Linked DNA regions of Homo sapiens: region 1 is linked to region 2. A link is an interaction called in ENCODE POLR2A ChIA-PET data of the cell type or tissue named here. Cell type or tissue: MCF 10A. All regions are shown on one strand. Each heading gives the region's core, and the rest is flanking DNA. Links, peaks and the distances in the headings are about the cores only.

Region 1 (5,382 bases), core at 101-5,100, 190 kb before region 2:
TTTAAAAAAAAAAAAAAAAAAGTTTAAAAATTAGCTGGGCGTGGTGGCATGCAGCTGTACTCCCAGCTACTCAGGAAGCTGAGATGGGAGGGTCACTTGGGCCCGGAAGGCCAAGTCTGCAGTGAGCCTTGATCATGCCACTGTACTCCAGCTTGGGTGACAGAACAAGACCCTGTCTCAAAATAAATAAATATAAGTTAGCATCCAATATAGGGTGCTGCTTCGCCAATAGCCATGATACATAAGTCCAGGAATCAAGGGATGGAAATGGAGTTGGCACCATTCACTATTACCCCTATACTGACCCACTAGCAAAATGTTTTCTTCCTGTTCTGTAACCTAATGCTCTGCTGATCTAAAAGTCTTAGTTCCAAAGGGAAGAGTGCTTCCACCAGGAAACACAACAGTGATTCCACCAAACTCTCAGTTAACGTGCCACCCAGCCACTTGGGGCTCCTCATGCTTCTGAGTCAACAGGCTAAGAAGGGAGCTGCTGTGTTTTCTGGGGTGATTGGTCCTGGCTACCAAGGGAAAATTGGGCTGCTACTCCCCGACGGAGGTAAGTAAGAGTGCATCTGGAGTACAGGAGATCTCAATGTTACTCTGCACTGTGATTCAGATCAATGGAAAACTATAACAACCTAATTCAGGCCATACTACTAAATGGTCCAAACTCTTCAGGAAGGAAGGTTTGGGTCACCCCACCAGGTGACAAACCATGACCAGCTGAGGTGCTTGCTGAGGGCAAAGGGAATCTGGAATGGGTAGTGGAAGCAGATGGTTATAAATACCAGCTAAACCACATGGCCAGTTACAAAAATGGGGACTGTAATTGTTACGAGTATTTCTTCCTTATTTGGTTACAAATGTGTTGTGTGTGTGTGTGTTTAGAAAATATATTTGTCTTCTTCTCTCTCTTATTCCCTTATATTACATAAGACATATCTTAATATTTCAGTTACAGGATACCAAAGAGAAGAGTAAACATGACCCAAGAACCCTACGTCCTCTTCTGGGGAAGGTTTAGTGTGTCTCTGGTTTTACCCAAGATAGTTGAATCAGGTGAGGTGCAAGTATGATTTTGCTGTTATCTGGAGATTAAGTATAGTTTAAGGAGATATGTAGAGGTGCCACGTTGACAAACAGTTGACTGCAGTAGTTAATTTTATTTATTTATTTATTTATTTGAGACAGGGTCTTACTCTGTTGTCAGGCTGGAGTGCAGAGGTGTGATCTCGGCTCACTGCAACCTCAGCCTCCCAGGCTCAAGTGATTCTCCTGCCTCAGCCTCCTAAGTAGCTGAGACTAAAGTGCGCGCCACCACACCCAGCTAATTTTTGTATTTTTAGTAGAGACAGGGTTTCACCATGTTGGCCAGGATAGTCTTGATCTCTTGACCTCGTGATCCACCCACCTCGGCCTCCCAAAGTGCTGGGATTACAGGCGTGAGCCACCGCGCCCAGCCTGCAGTAGTTAATTTTATGTGTCACTGTGGTTAAGCTATGGTGCCCAGTTGTTTGCTCAAACACTAGGTCTAGAAGTTGCTGTGAAGATATTTTGTAGGTATGATTAATATCTACAATCCATTGACTTTAAGGAGATTACCCTCAATAATGAGAGTGAGCCTCACCCATTCAGTTGAAGGACTTGAGAGCAAAGACTCTCAAGAGAGCAGGGAAAAAGAAGGAATTCTGCCTCAAGTCTGTAACACAGAAATCCTACCAGACTTTTTCTGGTTTGCTGACCTGCCCTACAGATTATAGACCAGCCAGGCCCCACAATCACATGAGCCAATTCCCTTAAATAAATTCCTTTAAAATATATCCATAGATCTCCCATTAGTTCTCTGCGAAACCTTGACTGGTACAGTTAGTTTCACTTGTTTTGTGAAGTTTCACTTGTTTTGTGCTTCCTGTACATGAAATTACACAATCTATACTTTTCCTACCCAGCTCCTTTTGTTCTACATGACATTTGTGAGCTTCATTCCTACTTTCCTCAGGTTCATCCGTGAACTGTGTGTGAGCTGCGGGGTCAGACCCACCGTCTGCATGTGTAGCATTCCTGTGAGACAGGAGCCAGCAGGCGGCACTATGACATCGCATATGGAACTTGGAAACGTCCTGTAACTGCAAATTCCTAGGTGTCAGCCACAGCTGAATTTTTCAGTGGTCTGTCACAGGGCAGGCAGCTTATCGTCAAACTGGAAATAAAATCTTTACATTTCTAAATTTGATGTTAATTGAGTTGATAAAATTTGGCCGGGCGCGGTGGCTCATGCCTTTACCAGCAGTTTGGGAGGCTGAGGCAGGCAGATGACTTAAGGTCAGGAGTTCGCGACTAGCCTGGCCAACACGGCGAGACCCCGTCTCTACTAAAAATACAAAAATTAGCTGGGTGTGGTGGTGATCACCTGTAATCCCAGCTACTCGGGAGGCTGAGGCAGGAGAATTGCTTGAGCCCTGGAAGCGGTGGGTGCAGTGAGCCAAGATCACGCCACTGCACTCCAGCCTGGGCGACAGAGTGAGACTCTGTCTCAGAAATAATAATAATAATAAAATAAAATAAAATTGAAGTGCTCAGGACACGAGAGGCCTTCACAGAAGTAAGCTGTGGCAGGGGGAGAGGAGAGGGGCTGATGTGCCCTCAGCCCAGCACTAGGGAGTGTCAACGCCCTGGAGGGGTCTGGTACTTTACTTGCCAGCTAATGCGTTGCGCCGTCACAGACTAGTGGATATGGATACTGGCAGGAGCTGTGTTATGTATTTTTTTTTTTTATAGACAGGGTCTCACTCTGTTGCCCAGGCTGGAGTGCAGTGATGCAATCATCGCTCACTGCAGCCTCAAATTCCTGGGCTCAAGCGATCCTCCTGCCTCAGCACCCCCAAAGTTCTGGGACTACAGGCATGAACCACTGTGCCTAGCTAGAAGCCGTGTTATTATTTACAACAATCACTATAGCCATAGTACCCACATTTCCTTGCCCTAAGTCCTAGCATGTGGGGCCGGATGACACCTGCACAAGCAGTGGCTTGCAATTCATGACAATCTCTGAGCTTGGGGACCCTGAATGTTTGACAATGGGCAGTAAGCCTGCCTACCCATTTGCTCTGGAAAGAGCTGCTCTTTCTATCTTCCAAGCAACTGCCCTTTGTTGTAAGCAGTGTAAGCAAACTGCCCATTGCTTTGGAGAAAGACACTATTGTTTGTCTTCCAAGGCTGTTCATTTCACCAACATTGTTGAAAAGGTAACCCAGAACAAAGGGAAGGCAGACATGCAAAGACTGCAAGGCATGCAAAAATGTGAAACACCCAGGGAGACTCATCTGGCAACAGGAGTATAGAGGATGAGGAGGGTCCTCTTCCTCTGGGAGGTGTGGTGGGGAGAAAAATGTGCTGCTAGAATGGAGAAGGTGGCTGCAGAATGGCACCTCTAGGCTTTCTGAGGATTCACATCAGTCCTCTGCACCAGGAGGCTGCCATCTGCATAGTAACGGGCTGCCTGGGGCCCATGGCCTTGAGTGGCATTCCCCTCTGGAACTTTTGGGCAGTGGTGTTCTTCTTGTCTCCCCGTAGCAAGCACTGGAGAAAATGTCATGCAGACATCCTTTGCTCCTCACTCCTGTGCTCTGGAGGGGAGAGCCTATCTAAACCAAAAGAAGCCCCGAGTGCATGTTTTCCTTTCTGACTGAGGTCGAAGGCGAGAGAAGGCTCTTGCAGAGGCAGTAGCAGTGCTGAGAAGGGCAGAGCCAGGTGGCAGGAACCCAGGAGAGCCACCTTTCTACCTTAGGTCAACAGTCCTGCTGTTGAGGGAAACCCTTGCTATTCTAGCCTCTCTCTTAGTGTCCAAGCAGCAACAGTTGGGGCAGGGATGAAGGGCTCAATCTCTTTCCTGTGAAGGGGTCAGAGAGCATTTTGGATTGCCTTGCCAAGAAGAGTATATGTTGCAGGCCAGGGATGCCTGCAGTGGCTTGGAATAAGGGAAGGGAGGGTCTTCCTCGCTGACTTCCCTGGGATCTTTTCTTCCCACCATAATTTGTATTATGTATTGAAAGGACACAATTGGAGTAAAATTACAGAATTACAGACTTTCACTGGAGGAAAGGACCTCAGAGATGGCCTAGTCCAGTAGTTTCTTAGCTGAGATCCTGGGACTACTCAGGCCTTCACGGATGGGTTTCAGGGATCCAACCTTCTCCTAGTGCGATGCATTTGAGTTTCCAGAAGTTTGTCAGGTGACTGGGATCAAACCATTCCTAGGTGACGGGTAAGTAACAGAACAGATGGGTCTCTGGAGTTTGGGCAAGAAGAAGTCGTTGTAGCCAGGCAGAGTCAGACACGGCTGGGCATCAGGAAGCAGCCCTTGGGCCAGAGAAGTTCTCAGGCCGTTGTGCATCGTGGTGGCAATGGCAGCAACCTTGGGGTCCAGCAGCTTCAGCGTCCTCCACTATAACCTGCAGGAAGGAAACTTTATGATGCCTTATGTCAAGAATTTAGTATTTAAGCAACACAATAAAAAATGGCTAGGTGTTCCTATTTAGATGGACTTTGCTGGGGTGTGAGAGTCATTTTGTGAGTCCTGGGGGAGAACACTGCACAGACAAGACGGGACCCCAGGTGCCAGACTGGAGGCCCTGAACTTCATCCTGTAAGCAGAGGAGAGCAATTGGCAGTCCATAAGCAAGGAAACTGGCAACCACTGCAAGAACTGCAGGAATTGCCTCTGGAAGACACTGGAAGAATGAGAGAGTAGGGAAGGAAGCACAGGGTCTTCCCAAGCATTATTTGCCTGGTACACAGTAAGTTCTTATAAATATTTGGAGAGAGAAAGAGAAGAAGAGAGAATGCTTCACGATCAGTCCTACCAACATACTTGTAAGAATCAGCTGGGATCCACTTCAATCTTTCTGTAAAGGGAGAAATAGGAATGCATGCCGCCACCAGTACTCCTCACTGCTATTGTAACTAACGTTTGCATGTCCTCTTCCCCTTGTCACAAAGGGCAGTTACTGTTCCCAAGTTCTTATGTTGTAATGGGGCTTGTTGTCCTGGGACCTGGGAAAGAAAATAGTTTTCGGTTAATGCGACCACTACCCCAGGGCCCGTTTATTTGGGACAGCTGATGTGTAATGCTATAGTCTAGGGAGACATGGAAATTTTTTTGTAGGTCACTCTTAAGAAATAGTTTGAGATGGCGCTGGAAACTTCCTGAGCCCTTTGGGTTCCAATATTCTAGGTGGAGATTTAGTCCTCGCTCTGACATCTCAACCAAGTTCATTTTGAGCATCACAGTATGGTGGCTGAATAATGGCCCCTCAAGTATGTCCATGTCCCAATCCCCAGGACCTGTGAATAGGTTACTTTACATGGTAAAGGACCTCT
Region 2 (5,382 bases), core at 113-5,112:
CAGATAAATTAAGCTTCGTCCTCACCTCTTATTTCCTTTTACCTGATTTACCTTTTCTCAAAGGAAAGAGACAATTATATTTCTGCCAGCAGTAATGATTTTTTTCCCTACGAATATACAATATCCTTTAAAAACCATGTCATCTCAAGGTCAAAGAAAACAAAAACCAATGAAAAGGTGGAAGAGGGAATATAAGATGTAAAAATCTTATTTAGGTTAGAAACTACTCAGTAGAGTTAACTTTATAATCTGATATACCGTTCTGCATTGTGGAAATAACATACAAAATGCTTAGACTTTCATAAAGAAAAAAGAAATAGAACTTATGCATCAAAAGAGAAGATAGTCAAACAGTTCCCTCTACTGGAAGGTTTAATAGGAAGCTGGACATGCCATATTCTTTCATACTGTGATTCACAGAAAAGTCAGAGAGCGTTCAGCAAACTGGAAATGGGTCACTCAGGAGGAGGGGCATAGGGTAGGAAGGACCAGCTAGGAAGCAGTTTATAGTGGGACTGTATTCATCACTTATATAATTAAATAATTTTCAAAAGCAACATACACAATTCTATGTAATTTTTTTAAAATGCATATATATGCATTTATATATGTATTTTCAAAAGTTTGGGTAGTATCACACCAGAAGGTTAACAATTTTTAACTCTGGCTATAAGGATTATGGGTGATATTTGTATTATTTTTATATATTCTTTTGAACTATATTTTCTGAATATCTTATAATAAGCATGCATGCATCTCTCTTGCTCTCTTTCTTTTTTTGAGCCAGAGTCTTGCTATAACGTTGAACTCCTGGGCTCAAGTGATCCTCCCATCTCAGCCTCCCAAGTAGCTAAGGATTACAGGCATGCACAACCATGTCCAGCTAATTTTTAATTTCATTTTACTTTTTGTAGAGATAGGTCTCACCGTGTTGCCCAGGCTGGTCTAGGACTTCTGGTCTCAAGCGATCCTCCCACCTTGGTCTTCCAAAGTACTGGATTACAGGTGTGAGCCACCACACCAGCCTCAGGCTTATAATTAGAAATTGATTCTATTTATCAAGAAAAAGTGTTTAAAGTCTGGTAAAAAATTAGAACATAAAAGTATTTTCTTTCAATGAAAAGAATCTCATTTCAATTATTATTTTTAACATACTCATTATCTGCTTTTAACAGTTATTTAGTTAAGAGTTTATTCCCTAAGAAACAAATATTGCAGGGCGGGCACAGTGGCTCCACCTGTAATCCCAGCAATTTGGGAGGCCGAGGCAGGCAGATCACTTGAGGTCAGGAGTTTGAGACCAGCCTGGCCAACATGGCAAAACCCCGTCTCTACTAAAAATACCAAAATTAGCTGGGAGTGGTGGAGGGCACCTGTAATCCCAGCTACTTACTTGGGAGGCTGAGTGACGAGAATCACTTAAACACAGGGGACGGAGGTTGCAGTGACCCGAGATCACGCCACTGCACTCCAACTTGGGCAACAGAGTGAAACTGTGTCTCAAAAAAAAAGAAAAGAAAAGAAAAGAAAAGAAACATATATTGCAAAGATGAAAATTTGGTTACTCAAAATCTGCCAAACTAATTACTGAGATAACTAATGAAATCATATGTAGGAAGTTCCCAATTTCTCTGTGGATTGCGTGTTTCTATTATGTGGTTATTTAGAACTTGAAACATCATGCCATAGGCATAATGCTTTAAATGTGCTTCTTAAGTTGTGCTTCTCAAAAGTCTATCTTATCCAAAATTTAGCTAAACTAGTGTGTTATTACAATAAAAGTAGTAAACAATATTTGCAATGAATAATAGTGAATAATATCTCCTTAATAGTGGCATAACCCAAACTCATTTGGAGCCCCTTGACCTGTGCTGAAATGAAGTTCCTCAAACCCCATTTCTACAGTGTGGGGAAGTCCAAGCTGCTAGATTTCTGTGAATTCCTAGGCACATATTCTCTTATGGACTCAATATCAAAAGAATGTGCTCACATTAATGCATTAATGAGTAATGTAGGTTTGACTCAAGCTTCTTTAGGGGAAAGGAAGCAGGGCTTGTATTACTCAACTCAAAGATCTATTGTAGCTGGGCACGGTGGCTCACGCCTGAAATCCCAACCCTTTGGGAGGCCGAGGCAGGCAGATCATTTGAGGTCAGGAGTTCAAGACCAGCCTGGCCAACATGGTGAAACCCGTCTCTACTAAAAATACAAAAATTAGCTGGTGTGATGGTAGACGCCTATAATCCCAGCTACGCGGGAGGCTGAGGCAGGAGAATTGCTTGAACCTGGGAGGCGGAGGCTGCAGTGAGCCAAGATTGTGCCACTGCACTACAGCCTGGGCAACAGAGCAAGACTGTCTGAAAATAATAATAATAATAATAAAAAGGTCCATTGTAGATTTTAAACTTTTGTGCACCAAAGGATACTATCAAGAAAATAAAAAGACAAGCCACAGAGTGGGAGAAATACTTGAAAATTATGTATCTGATAAGATTCTATTATCCAGAAGGTAAAAAGAATTCTTACAACTTAAAAGTAAAAAGATAAGTAACCCAATTAAAAAATGGGCATAGGGCAGGGCGCGGTGGCTCACGCCTGTAATCCCAGCACTTTTGGAGGCCGAAGGGGGGCGGATCACGAGATCAGGAGATCAAGACCATCCTGGCTAACACGGTGAAACCCCGTCTCTACTAAAAACACAAAAAATATAGCCGGGCGTGGCGGGCGCCTGTAGTCCCAGCTACTCGGGAGGCTGAAGCAAGAGAATGGCATGAACCTGGGAGGCAGAGCTTGCAGTGAGCCGAGATCACGCCACTGCACTCCAGCCTGGGTGACAGAGAGAGACTCTGTCTCAAAAAAAAAAAAAACAAACATAGCATCTGAATAGACATTTCTCCAAAGAAGATATACAAATGGCTAACAAGCACATGAAAAGATGCTCAACATTCTTAGTCTTTAGAAAGATGTAAATCAAAATTACAAAGAGATAAAGAGACGCCACTTCTCACCACAAAGAGATGCCACATCCCAGCAGGATGGCATGGCAAGGTATGGGGAAATTAGAGCCCTCAGGCATCGCTGGCGATAAGGTCAAATGGTGCCGCCACTGTAGAAAAATAGTTTGGCAGGTTTTCAAAAAGTGAAGCATAGGGTTATCATGTGGTCCATCAATTCCACTCCTAGGAGTGTAGCTGTGATGATTAATTTTGTGTCAACATACGTGGGCCCCAAGGGGCCCAGATGTTTGGTTAAACATGTTTCTGGCTGTCTTTGTGGGTGTTTCTGGATGAGACTCATGTTTGAATCAGTACACAGAGCAAAACGGGTTGCCTTCTCCAAAGCCAGCGGGCCTCATTCAACCCATTGAAGGCCTGCAAAGAACAAAAAAGGTGATGGCGAACCCGTGTAGTCCCAGTTACTCAGGAAGCTGAGGCAGGAGGGTCGCTTGAGCCCAGGAGTTCGAGGCTGCAGCGAGCTGTGATGGCCCCAGCCTGAGTGACACAGTGAGACCTTGTCTCAAACAAACAAACAAAAAACAAAACAAAAAAGAAAAATAAGAATCAGACTCAGACTGGAACTTACAGCACTGGCTCTCCTGGTTTTCAGCCCATGGACTTGGACTAGAACTTACAGCACTGGCTCTCCTGAGTCTCTAGTTTGCTGATTGAAGATCTTGGACTTCTCAGCCTCCATAATCACACAAGCCAATTCCTGATAGTAAATCATGTGTGTGTATACTGTATATATGTGTATACACATGCACCTATATGTATGTGTGTGTATATACTCTGTGTGTGTGTGTGTGTGTGTGTCCTGTAAGTCCTGTTTTTGTTCTCTGGAGAGCCCAGCCTAATATAGCATCTAAGACAAATAAAAGCATATGGTCACATAAGAACATAGACAGAAATGTTCATAGCAGCCTTATTCATAATAGCTAAAAAGTAGAAACAACTCAAATGTCCATCAGCTGAAGAATGGATAAACAAATTATGCTATATCCATAAATGGAATATTCTTTGGCAGAAAAGAGGAATGAAGTGCTGACATGGGCTACGACATGGATGGAACTTGAAAATGCGCTCAGTGAAAGAAGCCAGCCACAAAAAGCCACATATTCCATCACTTCTTTTCTATGAATTGCTCAGAATAAGCAAATACATGGTGTCAGAGAGTAGATTTGTTGTTGGCAGGGGTTGGGGAGGGGAGAAGAGTTTTATAACAGCTTATAAAGTTTACAAGCTAGGCCAGGTGTGGTGGCTCACGCCTGTAATCCCAGCACTTTGGGAGGCCAAGCCCAGCAGATCACTTGAGGTCAGAAGTTTGAGACCAGGCTGGCCAACATGGTGAAACCCCGTCTCTACTAAAAATACAAAAATTAGCCAGGCGTGGTGGTGCATGCCTGTAATCCCAGCTACTCAGGAGGCTGAGGCAGGAGAATCACTTGAACCCAGGAGGTGGAGGTTGCAGTGAGCCGAGATCACGCCACTGCACTCCAGCCTGAGCAACAGAGCGAGACTCCATCTCAAAATAAATAAATAAATGAAGTTTACCAGGTTAATGAGTAAGGAGTTTTGGTTTTTTTTTTCTGAGATAAAAAATATAAAATTGATTGTGGTAATGGTTGCACAACTCTGAATATACTAAAACAAAACCACTGAGTTTTGTATTTACAAATGATAAATTTATGGTATGCAAATTGTAAAATTAAAAAGAAAAAGTGCACAGTTTAGATCTGAAATCATCCCTTTCTCTTTTTAGGAATGCAGGAAGATGGACACACGGCTGGGGAAGTACAATGAAAGGCCAAGTAGGCAGCCTGTTCTCCTCAGATCAGTCCCCCACGAACACTCATTCCCGAGGACTCATCCAATACTAATAAGAGAATGCTCTTGTTTTTGAAGAATTTTCTGAAAGCCATCCTGACAAATTAAGTAGAGTATGCTGAAGATAGTCAGACTTTGTTTTTAAGAATTGAATATTCTGGAAGAGGCTCTTCAGTCCAATCTTTAGTTCTCTCCACAGAGCAAACGAAGTGAAGTGCTGAAGGCCTGGAGCCCGAGCTGTTCCCACACGGACTCCAGGACAGTTAAGGCAGGGTTGCCTTAACTAAATCTCTGACAACTGTTTCTTCTGTCTTTCTCCTAAAAATGGAATGCAGGCCATCTATTCTAGGGAAATAAAGGATTCTAGTTATGTGAATCCAGGAGCTTTTTTTGTTTGTTTGTTTGAGACAAAGTCTCGCTCTATCGCCCAGGTTGAAGTGCAGTGGCTCCATCTCGGCTCACTGCAACCTCCGCCACCCAGGTTCAAGAGATTCTCCTGCCTCAGCCTCTCGAGTAGCTGGGATGACAGGCACCCGCCACCACGCCCGGCTAATTTTTG

What was found. ChIA-PET counts read pairs that join two places held together with the same protein. Peaks named below come from ENCODE experiments on the same cell type or tissue, not always from the same donor. Only the 100,000 strongest peaks of a DNase experiment are listed, where the experiment ranks them.
Region 1: POLR2A ChIA-PET joins it to region 2 with 10 read pairs; 8 of 35 experiments call an interaction of 5 or more read pairs at or near these places.

What each region holds. Positions count from the first base shown.
Region 1 is chr18:12,931,365-12,936,746 of GRCh38, reverse strand. No RefSeq gene overlaps it. Among named protein-coding and RNA genes, the nearest start is that of SEH1L, 14 kb to the left of the region's middle. RefSeq lists a silencer at 3,183-3,477. In MCF 10A, for the core only: a CTCF peak has its summit at 2,076 (motif pointing right); a DNase peak (open chromatin) is centred at 2,086.
Region 2 is chr18:12,739,307-12,744,688 of GRCh38, reverse strand. It overlaps LINC01882 (long intergenic non-protein coding RNA 1882), which reads left to right. Exons shown (of 2, transcript NR_110763.1): 2 at 4,759-5,203. Among named protein-coding and RNA genes, the nearest start is that of LINC01882, 7.4 kb to the left of the region's middle. In MCF 10A, for the core only: a CTCF peak has its summit at 351 (motif pointing left); DNase peaks (open chromatin) are centred at 398, 2,048 and 3,108.